3 separate regions of the Mus musculus genome follow, and regions 2 and 3 are each linked to region 1. A link is a loop called in an ENCODE intact Hi-C map of the cell type or tissue named here. Cell type or tissue: heart. All regions are shown on one strand. Region 1 overlaps Erg (ETS transcription factor). Region 2 overlaps 1600002D24Rik (RIKEN cDNA 1600002D24 gene). Region 3 overlaps Erg (ETS transcription factor).

Evidence for each region. A loop is a pair of places that touch in the nucleus more often than their neighbours do. Peaks named below come from ENCODE experiments on the same cell type or tissue, not always from the same donor. Only the 100,000 strongest peaks of a DNase experiment are listed, where the experiment ranks them.
Region 2: it touches region 1 in a loop (4-fold over the local background); 2 of 42 quality-filtered maps call a loop at or near these places.
Region 3: it touches region 1 in a loop (2.7-fold over the local background); 5 of 42 quality-filtered maps call a loop at or near these places.

The regions. Positions count from the first base shown.
Region 1 is chr16:95,455,003-95,463,002 of GRCm38, reverse strand. All of the region lies in intron 2 of Erg (ETS transcription factor), which reads left to right. Among named protein-coding and RNA genes, the nearest start is that of Erg, 71 kb to the left of the region's middle. In heart, no CTCF peak of the experiment used is centred here; DNase peaks (open chromatin) are centred at 862, 2,462 and 3,482; H3K4me3 peaks cover 3,368 bases; H3K27ac peaks cover 2,447 bases.
Region 2 is chr16:95,858,447-95,866,446 of GRCm38, reverse strand. The region is part of intron 1 of 1600002D24Rik (RIKEN cDNA 1600002D24 gene); the gene reads left to right. Among named protein-coding and RNA genes, the nearest start is that of Gm41508, 59 kb to the left of the region's middle. In heart, no CTCF peak of the experiment used is centred here; DNase peaks (open chromatin) are centred at 1,596, 3,676, 4,976, 6,136 and 1 weaker place; H3K27ac peaks cover 4,914 bases.
Region 3 is chr16:95,399,800-95,407,799 of GRCm38, reverse strand. All of the region lies in intron 3 of Erg (ETS transcription factor), which reads left to right. Among named protein-coding and RNA genes, the nearest start is that of Erg, 130 kb to the left of the region's middle. In heart, no CTCF peak of the experiment used is centred here; a DNase peak (open chromatin) is centred at 4,169; H3K27ac peaks cover 262 bases.

The DNA.
Region 1 (8,000 bases):
GGTGGTTTTTAGCTTACCAGGCAGCAGTCTTCCGTATCAGTAGGTATTCCTACCCTACCCAGTTTCCCTACAGTGTTGGTGTGTGCATGCGTACACACACACACACACACACACACACACACACACACAGAGAGACACACGTGGGTGGCAGTGCCCTTCTCTGTTGCTCTGTTTATTATTCCCTTGAGATGGAGTTTCTCAGTGAACCCCGGGCGCACTGTTTTTCTGTGAGCTACAGGAAATCCTCAGTCTGGATTTGTAGGTGGGCATGGTCATCCCTGGTTCCTTCTGTGGATCAGAACTCAGGTCCTCATGCTGGAACAGAGGGTGCTGTACCATCTCCCCTATCCCATTTCTTCCTCCTCCTCCTCCTCCTCCTCCTCCTCCCCCCCTCCTTCTTTGATGGTCACGGATATTTCATTTTATTGATGCTTGGTGCAGGGATAATTAATACGGAAGCATGACTGTGCTGTTTCGTCGTTACTGGGTGTTCCACTATTCTTTCCACTGTGGTCCTGTTTCGTTTGCAGAGTTCTGCTGCCCTTGGCCCGGTGTGCCCAACCACATGATGTATATAGTTAATGAGAAAATGAGGGTGCTACCATCAGAGAATCAGACATGACTTGGGGGATACGTGAATGGTGGTGTGTTTTTGTTATTTATGATACATTTGTGAAGTTTTGTATTTTACACGATTTCCTGTTTGCTTTGGAGGGAGCTATACACAGGCTCATCAAAGGGAGCAGGCTTTGCGAGTGATGAACTCGGGGTGGAGAACTGGACGACGGACTATGTGTTCCTCCAGCATTATTGCTCCGTGTGGCCACTGTGGATAAGAAAGGACCTAGCTCTGCCAGACACTGGGCGATGCCCAGTAGCTGCCAGATTGCTCCCTAACTAGATCTGTCCAGTGAGAGTCTCTGTTAAAGTAACATTTGGGGGGAAGCTAGTTCTCAGGTGCTGTGTGACTGGATGCCAAAACCACTTGGGAGCACAGACTTGGGGCCAGGGAAAGATAAAGTGAGCTCCCCCACCTCTACTCCCCAGGGTAAGGTTTGGGAAGTGGCATGGGGTGTTGTAATTCATAGGAGCGCTTTATGCTACCAATAGTCAGTTGACATTTATGGGAAGAGCCCTTGCATTCAGTCATCTGGGGAAGCCAGCCTGAGTGCTTGTTCTAATGGCATCAGAAATTACTCTGTTTAAAGGTAAAAAATTGGCTAAGCATTTTGTCATTTGAAACCAGGGATTTTTTTTTTAAATAGGGGAGTTGCCATTTTAGAATCCCGTGGCAAATTTTATACCTCTGATCCCCAAATTATTATGCTAGCTGATCATGGTTCAGACTTTTGTTTAAGATCAAAATTAGGCACAATGAGAGGTATGGCTAGAGTCTTTAGAAAATAGAGCAAATAATTATAGTGTCTGGTTTCTTTTTATAATTACTCAAGCAAATAATCTAGTCTGTAATAAGAGAGTATTTTATCCAATCATAAATGAATGTGTATAAATATTGGAGGGCTGGGCACTTGGTGAAGAAGCCAGAAATCTTAAGTGTGTAAGTGTGTCTCTCTGTCTTGTAACTGACCTGACAGTTTGATTTGGCCTAGACAGGCACGATGGAATTCTGGGCAGATCACAGCGGGTTTTAAAACTCCATAAAGAGGGAGTTACCACCGCCACAGGACACAGCAGAATCCCGGTGGGTCCGTGGCTATTTTATTGCAAAGAAGTCTGCCTTTTAAAATCCCACACCTGGTAAATCCACACAGTGGATCCTGTTACGTTTCAGGATCAGCAGTTAACATTTCAGATGGATCTACTCTTAGGAGAGAAGAAAACAAAACCAAGAACACAGCGAGGTGCTCTGCTCCGAGCTTTGGTTACTTTGTTTTATTTCTCAGGGCTTGTAGGAAGCTGCTGGGATAAACAACTCAGAACTTTGAAAATTTTAGGGGAAACATAGTTTTAATCAGCCTGACATCTTGTTCATTGTTCAGAGATAAAAAGGAGCCTGGAATCAACATGCTCTCAAAGGCGCTGAGAACCAACCCATCAGCCTCCCATCAGAACTGGGAATTAGAGTTCTTATGTATTTTTCTTTCTTGCCTTTTAACATCCCTCTCCTGGTTCCCACCTCCTCCTCCTCCTCACCCTGATCCTTTCCTCCTCATCTCCCCACCCCCATTTTTTGAACTGCTGGGATTTGAACCCATAGCCCCTGACTATGCTAGGCAGGTGGCAGGAGGGGGTCGTCAGAACCCACCCCAGCACCTCCACCTGCTTTTCCTCTCTTTCTCCTCTTTTGTGTATTGTAACTTAAGGGGTGGAGGTGGACCAGGGGCAAATAAGAGAAAGGAGCTGGTGTGTGGCAGAGCTGGCCCAAAGTCTGAATGAGTTCAGTTCACTGCCTGTCTACCCAGTAACCAAGAATTGTCCATGACTCAGGCTCTGGTCCATTGTGCTGCTTGGGTCCCCATGAGACCAAGTGACGGGTCCAACTTTCATGTGGTTCAATTCAAAGCAAACTGTTGTTTCTTCCACAGACCAAGTAATTTCCTGAAAATGAGTAATTAAAGGCCTGAAATCCTGTAAAGGAATGTTAAGGGCTGTGTCAATTCAGCATCCTTCAGGGGAAAGCCGAGCTATGGCACTGAACCTGAAGCTTGGCTTCTATGCATTTATGAGAACTTCTCCCGGCCTCTTCTCTTAAGCTCAGAGTTCTGTTGGAATCCATGGTCCACAACACGGGTGTCAGAGGGATGTATGTTCTAGAATGTAGAATCTAGTTATTTGGTGTGTGTGTGTGTGTGTGTGTGTGTGTGTGTGTGTGTGTGTGTGTGTGCACTCATGAACACATATAACCATATGTAGTATGTATATGTATACCTGTATATAGGCATATATGTTGGTTCAGGTGAACATGCATGTGAAGGCCCCCAGTCAACCCTGGATGTTATTCCTCAAATGTTTACCTGGGACCAGCTGATTGGCATATGCTGACCAGCTAATGAGCTCCAGATATCTGCTTTGTCTCTGACTCCCCAGGGTTAGAGTTGAAGGTATGTGCACGACTCCCAGCTTTTGTCTGTGGGCTCTGGGGATGGTACTCAAGGAGCCATGCTTGCATAGTTGACACTTTACAGACTGAGCCATCTCCCCAGCCCCTTTAATGAGCATTTGAAAACAAGATCTTGATTTGATTTTTCTTTTTCTTTAGTTTTCTTGGTTACCTCGATTCAAATTGGCCATACAGCCATAGGTACTAGGTCCTAGTTAGCTTCAGCTCTCTGTGCTGGCTGGTGGCGTTCCTGGGGAGGGGGCGATGTAAAGGACAGGCACCCAAGCACCCTCCCATGTGCAGCCATGCAGAGCCCCATCACATCTGTATCCTGCTTTGCTCTGGTGCAGCCTGTCACCCAGAGTCACGCAGGTCACACCTGCTGTGACAGCCCCGGCCTCAGCCAATTGATGCCTTTTTTTTTTTTTTAATTAAAAAACTTCTCCTGGCTGCATATCATCAAGAAAAACAACATTGTTTTCAGGGTCTCTTATCTCTCCACTCCCAAATATCCTGTTTCTTCGGGCTGGGCAGCCAGGACCAATAGAAACCTCTTCCTGCCATTGGCTGACTTCATTTCCCAGACTTAGCACAATCTCATCCGCTCTAAACAACCTCATCAAAACTACTTTCTGGTCAGAGAGAAGCAATAATTATTATTAACATTTATTAACGATCAATAAACTTGATTGCATTATGGCCAGCACTATTAAGGTAAGGAGAGGGTTCCTCTACATTTGACAAAATCTTGTTTTTCTTGCGCTGGGCTTCCTTTATCAAGGCAGATAAGTTAGGGTTGGGCAACACCCCCCACACCACAATAGAGGACAACAAGATTTCCTTTGCGCTGCCTAGTAAATTTCCTTTTTCCTACTCAGACCATCCGCAAGGCTTAAAAACTTCAAACTCAGAAAAAAATTGGGGTTCCTAAATTCACTGTTGAGCGCCGTGGATTTACTTCAGTGAAGGCTTTTTGGAGCACTTCTGAATTTTCAGCTTCTTTACCTGTTCCTAACGGTGTCTGGATGTGGGTTCGATACGAGGCATTAACCACAGAGGTTGGAGGGCAGGGTCAGAGAGATGGTCTTGTCAATGGTGAACATTTGGATACGCATCGGGGACTCCAAACCACCAGGCATGCCAGCATGTCCCTGTGGAAGTGAGGAGACACTCAGTGGCTGTTGGTAACAGGATGGACGAATGTTGGCTTGAATTGTGGGGACCTCCATGCCGAGAGGAATCGGGCGCCTCAAAACTCGAATGGTGGTAATTGGGTGTGTTGGTTAATGTGTCTATCACAAATAAAACACCTGTCTTTCTGTGTACTGCAAGCTTTCTTCCCAGTGTTGCGTGGTTCGTGGGGACTGTAAAGCAGTGGTCTGTTGGTCTCTTTTCTGCTGCAGGTGGGTCTATGTGTTTTCTTGTACATGTTTCGAGAAGAAAGCTTACTGGTAAAGTTTAGTGTCGAGACAAAGCCGCACGGGTCACCGGTTGAAAACTAAACGCAGCCTGGTCGATACAAACAGCTGATACCGATACAGAAATCTGTGGAATTAGTTGTACGGGGAGATGGTGGGTCTGTTAAACTACATTCCAGGCCACCGGGCTTTGGTGACATTCGTAGGAATGAGGAAAGCCAGCAGTCTGTATAGACAAAGGAAGCCAAAGAGTGTGTTTATTCGTTGTGTCTTTAATTTTGTGGCACAGAGATGGCAAGTGACCTATTGTCCAGTAAGGGTTCTGCTTAGCCTGAAAACTCATGAGTATTGGGGTTTGCCCATAATAAAGACGAGGCTAGAAGGTTAGAAACCTTCGCCAGCTGATTATATGTACCGTGGAAACTGTGTTTCAGAGGTCCATGCAGTTTTCAGGTCTCAGGCTGTATCCTGTAATCCAGTAAGGCTCACACCAAAGGCTGCCGTCTGAGAGTTTTCTTTCCCTGGACCCAAGGAGTAGGGCCAGCTGCAATATGGTGACCTAGAGGGGATTTTAGCATTGTGTCTGATAGACTCTAATTTCGGATAAATGAGTAGAAACGACTTATTTTTACAACACCAAATGCTGCTTTTGGGGTTCTGCTCTAGACTCTTTAATTCTATCTATATTTCAGAACAATTAGAATATTCTGTGTAAATCTTAGATAGCTTGAGTAGAAGCTTATTCGGGTTCATCAAACTCCACAAATCAATGCTTTAAAGGGCATGGAAAGAAGAGATTGCCCTGCAGAAGGTGGAATGTGTTTGGACAACTCTCCAACGCATTACACTGTTTCGTTTAAGACCCATGTGTGTGAAGAAGTCACCTTTGAAGTCAGATTGCATTTTTATCTTTTGAATACATTTGGGGACAATTACTTGCTCTTTTTAGGACTCTGTTAATGTGTGAATTCTGTGTCACATGTGTGTAGTGTGTCTCTCCCTACAATAGAAATGACTTCCAGTGAATTCTTTAATGTCCCTTGTTAAAGCTGTCTCTCTTGAGTGGTGAATGACTTGAAGATCAGCTTTCTGTGAGCTTTCCTGGATCAAGTAGTAAGATGATTTTATGGCTTTGTTTGTGACATGGGAAAAGAAGTCTTGAGTCTGTTGGCTGCAATTTTAATTACTCTGGGACAAACCTCAAATTAGCACAGGGCAGTGTCCTCTGAAGTCATGAGACAGTCCCCATAGGGGGATTTTTGGATTGGAAATAAGCTTGGAGTTTTGGGTGTTTCAGTAAATAAATCAATGAGTTCTTTGACTTGCAGACACTCTGGGCTGGTGAAGCTGGCACATCATCACCTCTGTGTGGGATTCCTTTCCTTTAGCCACTCTGCCTAAAGCCCTGTGAGGCACGTTTCTGGTACTCTTGCCTTGCTTTGGCAATTTGAGGTAGAGAGAACATGGCGTTTCATTCGGGAGAGGTAAAGGCATTTTTAGGAAATAGTATTTCTCTCTGCGAAGTCATGGGTTTCAGGATGAGACTGAGGGTTCTAATAAACCAGGACAGCAGCCGAGCCAACATCTGTCTGAGCGCGTTGGGAAGATGGCCGTGAGGACTTCATAGTGCAATACTGAGAGATGCATAACCCTGGAGCCTGTTGCTCCCCACATAACCTTATGAGTTAGGTGTTCGATTCAGCCTTCCAAGGATTTTTCTGAACTTGTTTGTGGTGACATTTGCCTTTTGGGCAGCCCAAGGAATCCTAGGTCTGTACATAGCATCCTGCTTTAAAAAGCATTGGTGGAGGGGAATGGAATAGAGTTATGGTAGAAACAGTCTTATCCTGAACAGTTTAGGAGGCGGTGAAGCCTAGGTTGCAAGCCTTAATGGCCATCATTGGGAAGAGAGGCCCCTTGGTCTTGCAAACTTTATATGCCCCAGTACAGGGGAATGCCAGGGCCAAGAAATGGGAGTGGGTGGGTAGGGGAGTAGGATGGGGCGGGGGGAGAGTATAGGGAACTTTCGGGATAGCATTTGAAATGTAAATAAAGAAAATATCTAACAAAAAAATAAAGTTGAATCTTGTATGCATGCATGTGTATGTGTGTATCTGTAGATTTGTGTGTTTGCACATGTGTGTATGGATTGGTGATATGTGTCTGTAGGTTTGTGGTGTGTGTGTGTGTACGTGGAAGGGCATGGAGGGAACGTGTTTAAACAGCAGCTTGGGTGGAAGCAGTTCAGGAATCAGACAGGATATAGAAATTTCCTAAGGTGCCTAGGCGAGCAGGCTCTGAACAGTTGGAAAGTTCCTAAGGAGGCCCACAGCCCTCTGAGCTGAGGATGGTGAGGGACAGGTCAACTCTGCATGGGCTTTTCATGGATGTGGTTACAGAACTTAGCTAAAGCTGTGCTTGCTGCAGCCGTTTTCCTCGTCTACCTTCCGGCATCCGGGGACTAGACATGGCCTCCCTCGTTCTGCGTTGTGGGGGATTCTGTGACACTGGAAGAAACTCCAGGTGCTGGGTGTTGTTGTTCTTGGTAACTGCCACATCCCAGAGCACAGGGCAGCCCTCCCCTTCTGTTCTAGCCCAAGTTCATTGAAAAGACAGCTTCTCGCTATAACTTTTCTGTGTGCATTTAGGGTATTTAGGGTCACTCTGAGATCCAAGCTGTCTTCTATGATACAGCAGTTATAGCTGCACATGGATGAATCTCAATCTCTCTCTCTCTCTCTCTCTCTCTCTGTGTGTGTGTGTGTGTGTGTGTGTGTGTGTGTGTGTGTGTGTGTGTGTGTGAATGCACAAGCACCTATGCCCACCAGCATCCTGACTCGTGGCCCCAGCAAGCAGAATCGAAAGTGGTTGACTCTCTGGGTGTCATTTAACCCACAGGAGGACTCCCACTCTCTGAGAAATGTTCTAGAACAAAATGATTTTTTCATTATCTGTATCTCCTTTATTTCATTATTATTTTTCCTTCTGAAAAACAGACCTTGATATTTAAAAACATATTCCCAAGCGTGCACACACACACATTCGCGCCAGTGTTTCTTAGAAAAGGATACATAGAAAATACAATAAAACCGGAAAAGCAACTATTCCTCATGCCTTAAGGACAATGTTACTTATGTGAGTTTCCTGCAGCTGAGAGGCATTGATTTAGCCACTAGTGTTCATAAGACTCTGTGGAGATCCACGGGAGTCTCTGAAATGTGTAGTCTCAGAAATTTGCAAATGGTATTGACAGTGTGTGGTGTCAACCACTGTGGCCAGTCTGGTCCAGTTGCTACAGAAACGTCAGCTATGGTAAGATGAAGGGCATTGCTTCCTGCCCTGTCTGGGAACACCATCAGATCACTCCAGAGGCCATATCTTATGTTATATGGGCACATACACCTTGCATTTAAGTGCTCAGCTGTTTGGTGACTCTGTGTGACCCCATCTTTCTCACCATCAGTGTGGCAACCCAGCCTCATGCTGTCGTGAGCTATCTGTAGAGCCTATAGCAGACAAGC
Region 2 (8,000 bases), 400 kb before region 1:
TGTGTGTGTGTGTGTGTGTGTGTGTGCGCGCACGCGCGCGTGTGTGCATCTGCATGCATGCCTGGTGTGCATGTTCATATGTGGAGATCAGAGGTCGACATTGCATGCCATCCTCTATTTCTCTTCCCCTTATCTTTTGGACAGGGTCTCTCACTGAACCCTGAGCTTACCAATAGACTAGAGCTGGACAGAGAGAACCTGAGACCCACTGTCTCCACCCCACACCCCCAGGACTAGGATTACAGATATGTGAGACAGTGCCTGGCTCTTATGTGATGCTGAGGATCCAAATGCAGCTCTTCATGTATGCAAGGCAAGCACTTCACCAACTGACCTCTCTCCCAGCCCCTACTCAGATCTGGAATCTCGGACTTCCAGTTCATGCTAGGCTTTGACTTTAGACGCTGGTCCTCACTTTACCTGATTGTCTCAGGCTGAGACCTCAGATGCTCCAGGGTGGACTGCATTCTTAAGAACTAGAAAACCCATTGGAGAGGTTCAGCTAGATTGTTCTAGAAAGTCCATTTATGTATTTCAAAACTTAATCTTACTAGGGTATCTAGTCCATTATGATGATAGGAGCATGAGGCTGGCTGATCACACGTGGTTGCCAGGAAGCAGAGAGAAAGGAAGTAGGGCCCAGCTTTGAACCCTCAAGGCCCACCTCCAGTGACTACTTCCTCTGGCAAAATTCCTTCAGTAAAGCTCCATCTCTGAGAGGTTCCATAACTGCTGCAAACAGTGCCACAAGTTGGGGATCCTCTGTTGAAACACATGCACCTTGTTCAAACCACACATGAAGCTTGCACCTCCACACCCTGGTTAAGTCCCTAACTCTCAAGACGCCACTTCACGATCTGAGCAGCGTTTATTAGATTTTGGAAGATGGACACCCATTCTGGTGTCAGATAGCTTGATTGCCACGGGGGGGGGGGGAATCACAGACCCCCTTGTTGTAATTCTGTGCTTCAAGTAGGGAACCACTGAAATCACCCAGTGAGATGTGTCAATGTCAGATAGCTTGATTGCCACGGGGGGGGGTGTTTAACAGAACCCCTTTGTTGTAATTCTGTGCTTCAAGTAGGGAACCACTGAAATCACCCAGTGAGATGTGTCAATGATAAGTCTTGTCTCCCCTTCAATTTACAGGGTATCTTGTGAGGATAAGGGTACCCTTGGACTGGGGCTCAATTCTGTATGATAGCACATTGTCATCAAACGAAGACACCAAGGCAGTGGCAGAGACAAGGCTGGTTGTTCAAACGTGTTTTCCATTGGGGAAAATGGGGAAAACATATTTGACCAAGACCATGGTAGAATCACATAATCTCCTCCCAGTGTGTGGGGAAAGGGATAGTGATACATGTTAGAAGATTCCAGAACAAATTGGATAAAAAGATATTTAGTAGGGGGTGGCAGACAGTACCACACAGATGCCAGGAAAGAAAGAAGAAAAGGAATAAGGATTTTAACTGGGACAACCTGATATCCAGGCCCTGTAGGAGACAGGCGCTGGCTGGGGTTGAGTGTGGTGAGCCTGAGATGTCCTGCGGGGACTGATGGCTTTCCTGGATGGGGTGGGTGGACGGGACCAGCTGGGACCAGTTGCTTCCTGCTGCTCTTGCTGCCCCTGGGGAGTGTGCTGAACTCAACATGGATGGAAGTCCTGTGCTTTTTATGTCACATGAGTTCAGGCCTCTAGTTCTCAAGCGGAGAACTGAGAAGGCTTCTGGGGTAGAAAGAGGGTTATGGTCCCCTCCCTCAAACCTCATTCCCTCCTCCTGCCTCCACAACCTGTGGCTGTGCCTACTTCCTCTCATCCTTAGTGTCCTGTGTGTGAGGTGAAGGAATGACTCTGCGCTGCCCATGTGTCCCTTGTACTGTCTGTGGCAATCTTATGCAGCCACTGTCCCAGGGAAAGGACACAGAGAATGAAAGCCTGTCTCTAAGCCAGCTCTAACAAGTTTGTAGCTTTGCTCAAATCACCTCACGTCCCTGGGCTTCAATTTTGTGTGACAGGAAGGTACACAGCAGGGGCTTTGGCTTGCTGGTTATTTTCAATCTCAGAGTCATCTGGGAGGATGAGGGCTTACCGAATGACGAATGACGTCAGCTCTAGGGACAGCCTTTACGACATCACACAAGAGCAACTGCAGGCCTGTAGCCACCATCTGACTGGTCGGAGGAACCCACTGCAGGGTGAAACGTGTGCGGGAATGTTGTAGGTTCATAGAACTATGTGTGGCATGACGCAGTTTACTGGGTTCCAGTGTGACCAGCTGAAGCTCAGGCCGCAACAGGGAGCGCGGCCTCAGTTGTCACGGAACTGTAGCTGCTTCTAGTGTCTGCCTTGGGAAGCCTGGACAAGGGCCAGGAGCTTGTGATGGGTGCCTGGGGAGACTGACATGGCTGGGCAGCCTCAGGGTTAGAGCCCAGCACTGTCCTCCTCTAAGTCTGAATGAGGCGAGGATCAGACTTAAAGGGTGAAGACGATGGGTGTGTTCTCATGTCTAAAACCCTAAATTAGATGTTGTGTATATGTGCATATGTGTGGAGGGCAGAGATCATCTGGGGTGTCTGTCCGTGGCTCATCCACTTCATCTTTTTGAAACTAGGGACCTGGGCTTGTGGATTAGGCTAGGCTAGCCAGTTAGCCAGAGAACCCCAGGGGTCTGCTTATCTCCACTCTTAGTACCAAGATTATGAACAGGCTCCACCATGCCCAGTGCTTTGCACAGATACTAAGGACCAAACTCAGGTTCTTAAGCTTGATCGTTAAGCACACAACTGAGGGGTCACCCCTCCCCCCCCCAGGATATGCTTATTCTATGGAACTATGAACTGGAAGTACATTAATTTTTATAGCTATGCTGTCGCTGAAGTGAAATTATAAAAGTGACAACAGCTCCCCGTAACCAGAAAATGCCCAGCTATAGAAGCACAGCCAATCTAAGAAACAGTACTCTAATGTGCAGATCTAAGAAACATTAATTAATATGCAGATGCTTCTTAATTTCATATTCTAGACCCTGAGGGATTATGAGGAGGTAACTCTGTGATTGGGGAGCCACACACGCAGGGTGCCCAACACCAGGCTCTCAGTGGTTGTCTTCTGCTATGGGTGAAAGGGTACTCATGGAGGAGTGGGCTGGCAGGCCTCTCTGGGGCAGGGGAAGGTGGGAGTGAGACGGGATGGGGTGGGAGGCTTGGGTAAGCTTTCCTTTCATTCTATTCTGTTGGCCAGGACCTAAATTTAGTGCCAGCTAAATAAAGGAATATTTTCAGGGCAAAAGGAGGTGATGGGGAGAGCACACTGCTTGCCTTGGCTCAGAATTCTTTATTCTTTGGGTGTCATTTTGCTGAGGGATCCCTGGAAACTGGGGGTGCGGTGGGGTGGGGGAGCCTAGAATGAGAAAGGAAGCAAAACTCATGGCCAAGGGTGTGAGTTGGAGAGAGGGGGCTGCTGTTTGACTAGAGGAAGTAGAGAATGGGGGATGGGTGGGGTCTTCTGTACCTCACACTCAGCAAGTCCAGAGCAAGGTAGTGGACTCTTTCCAGGCACCTGCTGCCCTTTCTGTGGGTGGGGCTTCCTGCCTGGTGGCTGATATCTACCCTCACACCATTTCCTGCCTGAGGCAGGGCTCTGGGGAAGCAGGTCAGCTGGCAAGCACGGCTGGAGTGTGGCTGAGAAGAGCTTTTTACCATATTGCCCACAAACTGTAGGCAATATCTCCCTTCTATGTTCCCAGTGACCGGTGGCCTTGCTCCATGTGTCAAAAATCTAGAGGCCCAGCCAGGATCCCCCACTCCCTACCCCGGACTTCCTGCGCCTCTGCATTGTCATGTGACTGTAAGAAAACTAGCTGCTAGTCAATCTTCAAGAAGGGAATTCCTCTGGGTTGAGGGAGTGTGCGCTGGGGATTACAGGAATATGTCTCCAGTAGACCTCAGCAGGCAAGCATCATGGGCTGCCCTGTAGGTATAGACAAAAATCAGACATGGAGTGTCCCATGCCACCCTGGCCTACCTCTGCCTCATAGCTTTGGGGCACTGGGTTACATTTGTATGTATGGAAATGTGCTCAGGTTATCTGTGGCAAGCCACCGTGAGACTTCTGTGGCTATGGAAGGTGGTGATCTTCTTCTGTATGAATGGAGGAGTCTTAGCTCTTGGTCTATGGAGGGATGAGAGGTTTTCACGGAAAGGAAGGGGCAGGAAGAGGCATGGGAAGCCAGGCTCAGCTCCCTCAAGCCTTCCTGACAGATGGTCAATGGCCTCTTCTTGGATTCTGGAGGCTGCCTCTGCCCTTTGAGATGTGTATTCACCTACTTGTTTTGAGGTTTCATGTTCAGGGGAGATGGGCATAGAAGCCTCTAGATGGGTTGAATAATGTACACTCAAACTCCTCTGACTGTGACCCTGCCTGGAAGATGAAGTCATGTTGAATTATTAGAATGGTACCTCATTGGTTAAATGACTGGTGTTCTTAGGAAAACAGAACACAGGAGAAGCCATGTTGGGGAAGGATTCAGAGGGCAAGGCTGTGTGGCTGCAAGTCAGCATCCTAGAGGTGACCAGAATCTGGGAGGGCCAGGAAGGGCCCTTCTGATTTTTTTTGCCCTGTGAACATCCTGATTCTAGACTTCCTTCCTCCACAACTAGGAGGGAATGGATTTTTGTTGTTGTTGTTGTTTTGTTTTGTTTTGTTTTTGTTTGTAGGTTAAGGACAACAGAAACATTACATGGATCATAGTGGCCCTAGGAAACGAATCCAACTGGGAAGCCCTTTCTTCAGGCACCCTGTCAGAACGCACAGGAGATGTGTTCTAGCATCTGGTAGGGAAGTGGCCCCAGGCGCCCAGCCTTTCCCGTTATCTTCCTCCGTGCTGGCTTCCGCTGTGGGGCCAAGGCAGCTGAAGGCAAGGCCTCCTTAGGACAGGAACGTGAGAGGAAGCCTAGCGTTGGCTCACGTTCCAAGTCAGATGGGAATCTTGGCTGTGGTGAAGACCCTTTTCCTTTGCGCTCAGGCTGTGTTCCAGAGATAAGGGAGAGGGGAGGAGCAGAGAGCTGGCTCCAGCAGAGAGGAAGCCATGGGAAGTCCTAGAGGATCAGTTTCCGGCTGATGACCCAGGCTTTGCAAAGGGGAGCTGGAGTCAGAGACCTGCTTTGCCAGAGCTCAGCCCCGACCAACTATGCAACTCAAGCAGGACACACTTCCCGGCTGCCTTAGTTTCTTGAGCAGAGGGGATGCCAAGCAGTGGTTACAGAGACCAAATGTGTGTCCTTGGCCAGGTTATGGGAGGCTCTGGTACATGGGATTGTGGGAAGAACACAGCCTCACATGTGATGACAGTTACTAGAGCACACAGTGAGGATGTGGTTGTCTTGGTGACGAATGCTGCTGTTTGGGCAATCCCTCTAGCCGAGATTGTCGAGATTGTGGTATTTAATGTTGACGTCCTTGGTTGGTTCTCATCTCTCCAAGGACTGGTTGCACTAGACTCTTGTCACCGTGACAAGAACCTGAGAGAAACGACGTGAAAGTAGAAAGAACTCTGGTCCCACAGCTTCTGCCCACAGTTCCCTCACACACTAAGATGGGCGGGCAATGACCGGGACATTGTGGTGACAGGAGTGAGGGTGGGGCTCCCCATGTGGTGGCCAGGAAGTAGAGAGGATGTCTTTCACATCTTCAATAATCCACCTCTTCCAGGTAGTCCTCCTAAACTTCCACTACCTCCCCAAATTACACCACCAGCCAGAGACTGAGCTCCCAAGGCATGATACTCCATATTTAGACCATGACAGGAGGGTCAGATTGTACCGTGGATAGATCAAGCTGCCCACACCTCCTCCCTGAATCATAACCGTTGTGCCACATGCTACTCTGACTTGAAGACGGAAGACAAACCATGTAACCAGCCATGTGACTCACACTGGCCTTGAACCCCAACTTGAAGGTGCCAAATGTTTCTGGGGCATGGAGGTCTCAGAAAACAACTTCTTTCTATAAGGCATTTCATATCACGGAGGCAGGGCCCTGTCCCCAACTCAGCTTCCAGGGAACAAGCCCTCCCAGAACAAAACCATAAATGGAGAAGGGCTTCAGAGGCAGCAACAGGGGTCATGGTCACGCCATTTCCTCACCAGCCTATTGTCTTTCCGTGTTACCTTGTTTGGGAATGGCCTTGGGACGGCTCAAACACCTGCTCTAGCACTCGAAGCAAACAGTGTCCCTTTGTCTACTTAGGTGATGTCAGTGGACCTTGGATCCAGTTCCTCACAGCCTTTCCCTCTCCCATTCTCTCACAAGGGACCTTCAAAGTGTGAGTTCTGCTGTCCCTGGGTAGGGAAGTTTTATTTTGGACCTGGCTGGTACTGCCTGCCGCTGTAATCAGCTCAGGCTGAAGGATGACTCCATCCATCTCTGGCCCTCTCTTGAACCCTGTTTCTCCCTCCCAAACACGGCAGCCTAGTTAACATGTTATAAACAGATTTCTGAGCTGTATGTTTGAGTGTTAGGACTTATCATAGCCTTGACCCTAAAAATAATCCAGAAATGGACCAGTTTGGTTAAAAGTTGGACTTTCTTGAATGTTAAACACTTTTGGCAAGAGCCAAAAGGTCTCTGCTTCTTTAGGAATGTTCTTTCTTAGAAGATATATACATATTTTACATACATACACACATATACATACATATGTACACATACATATGTACACACATATATATGGTACATATATACACATATGTATAACAACAACAACAATTATAAAAGTATAACAACAGCAACAATCACAATGGAAAATGATAGATTAAAGGATCTCATTGTAGCTCAGGCTGGCCTCATGTAGCTCAGGCTGGCCTCAAACTCACTGCATAGTTGAGGATGACACAGAACTCCTGATCCTCCTGACTCCACCTCCCAAAAGGTTACAGGCCTGTATCCCTGTACATAGTTTATGTGTGTTAGGAATTGAACCTGGGCCTTGAGTGTGCCGAGCAAGCAAGCACACCACCCAGCAGAGCCTTGTCTCCATTCCAGACAGTGGTTCATTGACCACGTCACTGACTCTATGATGGCTGGCATACCAACTCCTCAGGACAGCTGCAGACCAGTGTCTATCTGTGTTGAACATAGATGTAGAAATTCTCAACAAAACACTTGCAAACTGAATATAGGCACACATCCAAGAGATCACTCACAATGGTTAAGTTTGTTTATCTTAGAGCTGCAGGTATAGGTCAACATATGGAATCCATGAATAGAACATAATGTATATAAGTGGGCTTAAAGAAAAAAAAATCATACGATCTCAATAGATACAAGAAAGGCCTTTGACCAAATATAACATTCTTTCATGATTGAAAAATCCTAGGGATACTAAGGTCAGAGGCAACATACTTACCATAGCAAAAGTCACACAAGACAACCCCACAGCCAACATTATGCTAACCAGAGAAAAACTCAAAGCAGATACATTAAGATCAGACGCAAGATAGGGATGCCTGCTCTCTCCATTCCAATCTTAGCTAGAGAGGTAGGAAAGGGAGATAAGAGAGCCATAAGTGGAAACCAGGTAAAAAAAATAAACCTGTTGGTGGATGTGACGCTTGAGGTGAGACCCTAAGGGCTCGACCAGAAAACTAGAAAAGTGGTCAGCACTGTCATCTGAGTGGCAGGATCCAAAATTAACATAGCAAGATCAGTGGCCTTGCTATACACCAACAGACACACCGAGAAAGAGACCAGGGAGGCGGTTCTGTTTATAATAGCCTCAAAAGAGAAATAGAATACTGGCCCCTAAACCAAAAACTTTAAAACTCCAAGGAAAGAAATTGAAGAAGACACTAGATGCTGAAAGATCTTCTCAGCCCATGGATTGGTAGAATTGTTAGGGTAAAAGTAACCCTCCCACTAAAAGCAATTTACAGATTCAGTGCAAACCCTTATTGCTGCCATGTTTCTCAGAAAGCAAAACCAACCTTAAAAGTTACAT
Region 3 (8,000 bases), 55 kb after region 1:
TCTGCCAAGGACTTGGCCCATCACCATCAGTGGCTTCTCCTAACTGCCTCTAACCTGGGCTTACATGGAGTAGTCTCCCTATAGTCTCTCTCTTCCTCTTCCTCTCTTCCTCTCCCCACGGAGTAGTCTTCCTGCAGACACACACACTATCTCTGTCTGTCTGTCTGTCTGTCTGTACACACACACACACACACACACACACACACACTTTCTGAAGCCAAGTTCAAAAGCTATTGTAAATGACCTGCTGTTGAAGTTGCTTCATGAGAGATTTGCATTTTATAGCCTTGTTCTTTCCAGAGCAAGGCAAACCTCTATCCCTGTGGGGCAGAGCTTTCTTGGTCCGTCTCTATCCATCCATTAGTCACTGCATAGGAACCAGCAGAGTCTGGGCAGTGGTGGCCCAAGCCTTTAATCCCAGCACTTGAGAGGCAGGGGGAGGTGAATTTCTGAGTTTGAGGCCAGCCTGGTCTACAGAGTGAGTTCAAGGACAGCCAAGGCTATACAGAAAAACTCTGTCTTGAAGAAAAAAAAAAAAAGGAACCAGCAGAGGAAGAAGGAAGAGGAGGGGAGGCAGGAGAGAGGGGTTCTGCTGGACCTCAGGCCCTCCATGCTAACAAGCTTCTGAAATGAGACTCAAGTGTCAGGGTGAGCAGAGTAGCCATTCACATTTTTCCTATAAAACACAATAAATGGACGGCAGAGAGAAAGGAGCTGTTGGTGTGGGAGCCAGTGGGGAAGTCCCTGTGGGCTTGGCTTGTCCATCAGGATGCTCGCAGACAGAAGCTATTGTTTTTTGAGAGGGATAATATGTCATTTATTCAGTATAGAAGGGTAACTATGCTTGTAATATTACAATAATATACAACAATATTATTATTATGTTTAATAAAGAATGAGTAGAGACCAAAGATTTCTAAAGCAATAAATTGGAAAATATTTAAGAAATGAAATATTTAAGAAAATGGAAATACTAATTACCCTGGTACGATTATTGCCCTTTATATATACATGTCACAAGTTATCATACTGTGCCCCATACATGTGAATAATTATTATGCATCAATTAAAAATAAGAGATGTCTGGTAGTTGTACAAATGTCAACCACCACGATCCACACATGGCTGTATACATCTACAGCTGTAGATGTTAAGGATGGAAGGTGGGCATCAGGTGAGAAAATACTCCATGTTGACTTCATACATAATAAATCTAGAGTGATATTTCTTTTTTATTAGATATTTTCTTTATATACATTTCAAATGCTATTCCGAAAGTTCCCTATACCCTCCCCCTGCCCTGCTCCACTACCCACCCACTCCCACTTCTTGTCCCTGGCATTCCCCTGTACTGGGACATATAAAGTTTGCAATACCAAGGGGCCTCTCTTCTCAATGATGGCCGACTAGGCCATCTTCTGCTACATATGTAGCTAGGGAACAAAATACCCATGAAAGGAGTTACAGAGACAAAGTTTGGAGCTAAGATGAAAGGATGGACTATCCAGAGACTACCCCACCCGGGGATCCATCCCATAATCAGCCACCAAACTCAGATACTATTGCATATGCCAGCAAGATTTTGCTGAAGGGACCCTGTTATAGCTGTCTCGTATGAGGCTATGCCAGTGCCTAGCAAATACAGAAGTGGATGCTCACAGTCATCTATTGGATGGAACATGGGGCCCCCAATGGAGAAGCTAGAGAAAGCACCCAAGGAGCTGAAGGGGTCTGCAACCCTATAGGTGGAACAACAACAGAAGCTAATTTTAAGTTGTCCTGTAGTCAGTGGCCGTCATGACCCAGCCTCAGGGTTTAGTGATAACCCTGTCTCTCCCCCTTCTTCACTCAGACCTCTCTCCGAGGAACACCCCTGGGGTTTGCACGACGGGAGTCTGGTGGTGTACAAAACTGAAACCTGCTGCTAGCACTGTACACAAGGGAACCCTGGTGCACCAGGCTCTCCTGACTGCCAGCCTCCCACAACTCCAATGGCAGTGGGATAGCCATGGTTCCCTCTAGGCTGGCCATGGAGGCCAGAGATAGTCTACCCTAAGGCGTGGCCACACCAACTGCCTGCCATTGCCAGGTGCTGGGGCTCTGCCCAGCAGGCTGTGTTCCCCGGCTCTGTGCACCCCCGGTCCAGGCAGCCAGATCCAACAGCTGCTGTGGGCAGTGCCTTTCCTGCCACCTGGGATGGGATTTCTTCTGCTTTTTTGCTTTAATTTTAAAATTCATAGAAATGTGTATTACATATTGAGCACATATCCCCAGACACCCCTCATCCCTTTTCTTGGCCCTCCACACTCTTTTGCCAATCTGGACAGTTATATGTCACGTGTGCATGTGTGGTTTTGTGTGTCGGTACAAAATCTATAAGAACCACAAATGAGAGAGAGCGTGAAATCTGTCTTTCTGAGAAAGACTTGTTCACTTACTATGATTATTTCCAATTATCTTATTTTTCTGCAAACTACATAATTTTACTCTTTTTATGGATTGAAAAATAGCCTGTGTATTTATGTACCATATTTCTTGATGACGATCCTTCGTGTCTTGCCTAAGGATCCACAGCTACTGGTATTTAATGAGCTGGGGTCCCAAGCTGGTTGCTCTACTCCCAGGTTTGCTCTCCAACCTCTTGGAGCCATGAACTCATTAATTCTGTCAGATGAGTGTCTCCTTGAGGTGGTGCTCTCAAAGCGAGGTCCTGAAGCAGGACCTGGGGGTCAGGAGCTCAACCTATGGAGATCCCCAGGTTCTGGTCTAAGTCTTCACAGCAGTTGAAGGAACACGGCAGGGCACTCTGGTTTTCTGGTGGCTGAGAGGTAGCATTGGGCATCGTTGAGGGAGGTGAGAAACAAAAACCCAGTATCTAGGTACAGGCCCAGTGAGCCGGGTCAGCTCAGCAAGTAGAGGGGGGCTGCGCTGGAGGTGTGTCTGTCTGTCTGCATGGGGTGGCATCTTCTGTAACTCACCCCATGGACCCTGTGCTTGGCGGAGTCAAAGAGGTGAAAGATGATGTTCCCTGGGCCTTGCCTCTCAGTGCAGCCTGGGAAGAGGAGGGGTGGGACCTGCCTCCCTCCAGCCTGTGGTTGGATAGTGACATGCTTTGGGTGCAATAGTTTAAAATACTTGTTTATTTAACTTGATAAAGAGTTCCATGTGTCCAAAGGCGAGACTGTGTGGTGTCGCTGAGGGTGGACTTGAACTCCTGCTCTTCCTGCTTCTGCCTTTGAAGAGGCTGGGATTACAGGAAGTGCCACCACCCCCGATTTATGAACTACTGGGAACTGAATCTAGCACCTCAGGCCCGTTAGGCAAGTAAGCTACCAACTGAGCTACACCCCCTACCCCACAATATGATACATTAACAGTGTGCCCCATGAAGTGTGGTGAAGGTCATCGAATGAGGAGTGGGTCACTTGGTTGGTTGGCCCTTTGACCTCAGACATGATGGTGGCATACAGTCACTCGTTCAGCTGAGTTTGTTAAGCACCTACTATATATACAGTCACTGTTCTAAAAATGTAGCAATCAAGATTCTTTGCTGCTGGCTTTCTAAAGGAAGAAGGTCACCATTTGATCAGCTGACTTGTCAAAATACACAGCAGCGCAGATCAGAGCAAACACTAAGGTGAAAAGTAAGGCAATTCCAGGCAAGATGGTCCAAAAAGGTTACCTCTTAGAAAGTGGAATTTGGTTAAAGACCCAATAACAAAGAAAGAACTCTCTCGATTACACAGTGGAGGATATCCCAGGTTAAAGGAATGCTCTGTGCAAAGGCCCTGTGGTCAACCAGAGATATTCTCTAGGGTCACAAGAGGGCCCACATGTAGTGACCAGGAGGGAGGGTAGCAGAAGGTGAGTTTGCAGAACATGCCTGTGAAGACCAGCAGCTTCACTGCAGAGCCAGCCTGGACGCTTGCAGGTGAAGGAGAACTCTGAGTTACTCAGAGTCCACAGGTCTTCCTGGTGCCTGTGTTGAGGCTGAGAACCTGATGCACATACAGGGCTCTGGGGTGTGCGGTCCTGGGGCTCTGCAGAGGAGTAGAGTGGTAGAGGTCAGGGAGAGACATTGCGGGCTGTAAAAGGAGGTGGCGTGCTCTGCAACCGGGATGAGCTGTGTGAAGCAGGAAGGAAGCCAGGACAGGATATAGACTACAAACCAAGCACACTGTGGACAGACCAGAGCTCGGAAGCACCCTGGGCTCACAGCCCAGGTTCCTCTTGGGTGACAGCCTTCACACTGTGACTTGGCTCTGACCAATACCAGGGAAAATGTCAGGCTCTCTGCCTCCATTGGTGGAGCAGACCTTTACCCATTCCACCAGTGGGTCATAGCACAGAGGATTTTTGCAATTGAGAGTTTCCTAGGTATCTGGGAATGGAGGCCAAAGGATGCTGGTGTCACCAAGTACTGAGCAAGATGGCATTACCCCCTTCAAAAATATCTGACTCCACATGCTCATGGTGTATAAGTGGGACCCTGACTTTCTGCAAGTTTTGTCAACATTACTGTTCCTACTGGCACGAAGATAGAGCTATAGGAGCATACAGTCTGTGAAGGAGAATGCAGCTCAGGTGGTCTAGAAGGTTGTAGAGTGTGGGGGTAAATTCTCTCTGTTACTTCTGTCTGTCTGTCTGTCTGTCTGACTGACTCTCTCTATATCTCTGTCTCCCTGTCTGTCTCTGTCTCTGTTTTTCTCTGCCTGTCTCTGTCTCTCCCATGCACACAGCCCTAAGTGTGAGCCCTACAGTTGCCTAAGAACATCAAGGTGGCTATAATCCCAGCACTCAGGAGGCAGAGGCAGTTGGATCAGGAGTTCAAGACCAGCCTAAGCTACATGGTAGAGCTGAGATCCACCTGGGCTACATGAGACCCTGCCTAAAACATGCAGTTAACAATGACAAAAAATATCTCCAAAGATTGGCAGCAGGTGTTCTAAACCTAGAGAATGCCTAGGACCCATGATGACAAAGCTTAAATGTGAGATCTGCTGCATGGCATTGGGAGAGAGCTTAGAAGTTATTTTAGGATAGAGGATGTCCAGTTTCCTCAGTAAGACTACAAGAGGGCGTGATTACAACTAGACTCATGCTTTTCTGATGAAGTTCTTTGACTTTCTGAAGGTTGTATAGCCAGCTTAAGCTCGCCTACCATAGGCAGCTTGTCCCCAGCCTCACATCTCCCTCTCTGGGCCTCCCCTCATAGGGGGACATTTTCTTTGCTGCCAGAGACATCAGGGTCCCTGGAGAGTGTTGTATGCCTCTCCTCTCCCTGATCTCATGTCTTCTTGTGTTGGAGGCTAACAGATGCTAACAGGCACTGCACCTAAAAGTCTTAAATGTGACAAGGAGCCCCCAGGTGGGCCCTTTACAGTGGCCTTCAGTGGATACTCACTGAACTTGAAATCAAGCTTCAAAGTCCTGTGTCAGGTGCACACTCTTTACAGTTTCTGTGTGTCACTGTGTTAGAATCAGTGCTTTGTGTACCTATGTGCAACCAACTCTTGTTGAACACTTGAAGCTATCCGCAGGCCTGGCTTCTCTTTCAGCTTGGGTTTGCTATTCATATGCTTCTTGTACTTGGCGAGCGTTGGGCATGATCTGGGGGCAGTGATATTCCTGGGCACTTGCTCCCTTCTGCCTCAGGGCTCCGACATGAATTGGCAAGCAAGTTGCCTCCTAATTGAGCTCTGCTGCCCTCCAGACTGTGGCTGTGCTGGGAGACTTTCCAATGAGTCCGCTTGGGTGTCTATGACAGAAATACCCAAGATAGGTTGGCTTATAAGCAGCATAAGTATATTCCTCTTATTCCCAGAGGTTGAGAAACCCAGCACCGGGTCACCGACCGATTTGGTGTCTGGTGAGCACCTGCTTCCTGATCACTGAGGGTAGCTTCCTGCTGCGTGCTTGCATGACTGAGGAGCAAATTCTATCTGTCTCTTCTGTCTGTCTGTCTCTATCCCTGTCTCGTTATCTCCGTGTATCTCTGTGTCTCTGTCTTTTTTCTTTCTGTCTCTGTCTGTCTCTGCCTCTCTCTGTCTGTCTTTCTCTGTCTCTCTGTCTGCCTCTCTCTGTATCTCTGTCTCTCTGTCTGCCTCTGTCTTTCTCTGTGTGCCTTTCTCTGTAGCTCTCTTTCTCTCTGTCTCTGTCTACCTCTGTCTCTGTCTCTCTGTCTCTCTCTCTGTCTCTCTCTCTGCTGTTTGTTAGGAATGCCAGTGTGCAGTGTGTAAGCACCAGAGGTTGGTATCAGATGTCTTCCTCAGTTGTTTTCTTCTTTATGTACTAAGGCTGAGTCTCTCATTGAACCCGGAACTTGCCAGCTAACTCAACCAGCTACCTAGTCTACCCTGGCAGATCCCCTGTCTCTGCCACACAAGCTCTGGGATTTTATGTAAGTGGCCACACCTACCTATCTTTTATGTGGGTGCTGGGGATCTGAATCTTCGCATAACAAGCATTTTATCCACTGAGACGGCCCTGAATTTTCTTAAAGACCCATCCTGAGATGAAGGCTCTACCCTTGTATCCTAGCATTCTCCCAACGTCTATCTAATTTCATCATATTGGGTTTCTTCATGTTGGCTCAGTGAGGAGCTGCCCCGTGCTGGCCATGGCAGGGCCTGATAATCTGGCTCTTTTTACTTTCATGGACCCTATGGCTTGGTAAAGGTGAGCTCACTGCTGCAAAGGTGATATATGTAGACTTGATGAACAAAGCACTGGGTTTGGCAGGACACGGAGGCTCTGCTGTTTCTTTCTCACCTGCCTTCCTCCATTCTCCTCAGCTTCCTGCCATCTTTGTTCCTATGGGCACCGTTATGTAAAAGAGGGGACACAGGGCTGTGTCCTCGCTAGGGCTGCTGAAAGGCTGCTGCTAGGGGAAATGCCTAGCTTTGGCATCTTCTGTCTTGAAAGTGAAGTCCTTTCAGTTGATCAGAATTTACATATTTTAAGATATAAAAAATCCAAAGCTTGGGGTGGGAGACAGTTCAGAAAAGTGCTTTGGATGCAGTCTCCAGGGCCTGAAGTTGGATCCCCAGAATCTCTGTAAAAGCCGAGCACACAGCATAGCGCACACCTCTAATCTCATCCCTGGGTCATGCAGAGACAGGTAGGACTTGCCTTGGTCTCCTTAGCAAGATAGCATTGCCTAATCGGTGAGCTGTCCGTCCTAGTGAGAGACCCTGCCTCAAAATACAAGAGAGAAGTAGACTGAGGAATGACACCCAGTATCAACCTCTGGCTTCCACATTATGTACACACATGTACATAATATCACACAAATAGAAATACAGAAACACAACACATAAACCACACACACTGCATATACATACACAGAAATACACACATACACACACACAGAGGAATATACACAGACATCCATACTACATAAACAGGGAGACACAGGAAGACACACAAACATACATACGACATACATAAACACACAGAGACACATGTACAACATACATAACACACAGAGGCATATACACATACTCAAGGAATACATACACACGCATACATACCATACATAACACACACAGAGACATACACATGTATACAGGGAATACACACAAACACACAGACACATGCACACTATAAATAATACATATACATACACAAGAATAAACACAGACACACTCATGCGCAGACACACTCACACAGACACACACATTCACACGCACAGACACACACAGATATACATACCTACCTACCTACATACATACATATATACAGACACACAATGCAGACATACACACAGACACATAGATGCACACAGACACACACAGAAATACACACAGATACATACAGAGAGATGCACACATAGATGCACACATGTATGCATGCACATATGCAAACACATGCAAACACGCAGACATACACACAGACACACACAAATGTATAGACACACATGCACATGCACACACACAGACATACAGAGATACACACAAATGTACAGTCATGTGTGTACACACAAAGACATATACACATAC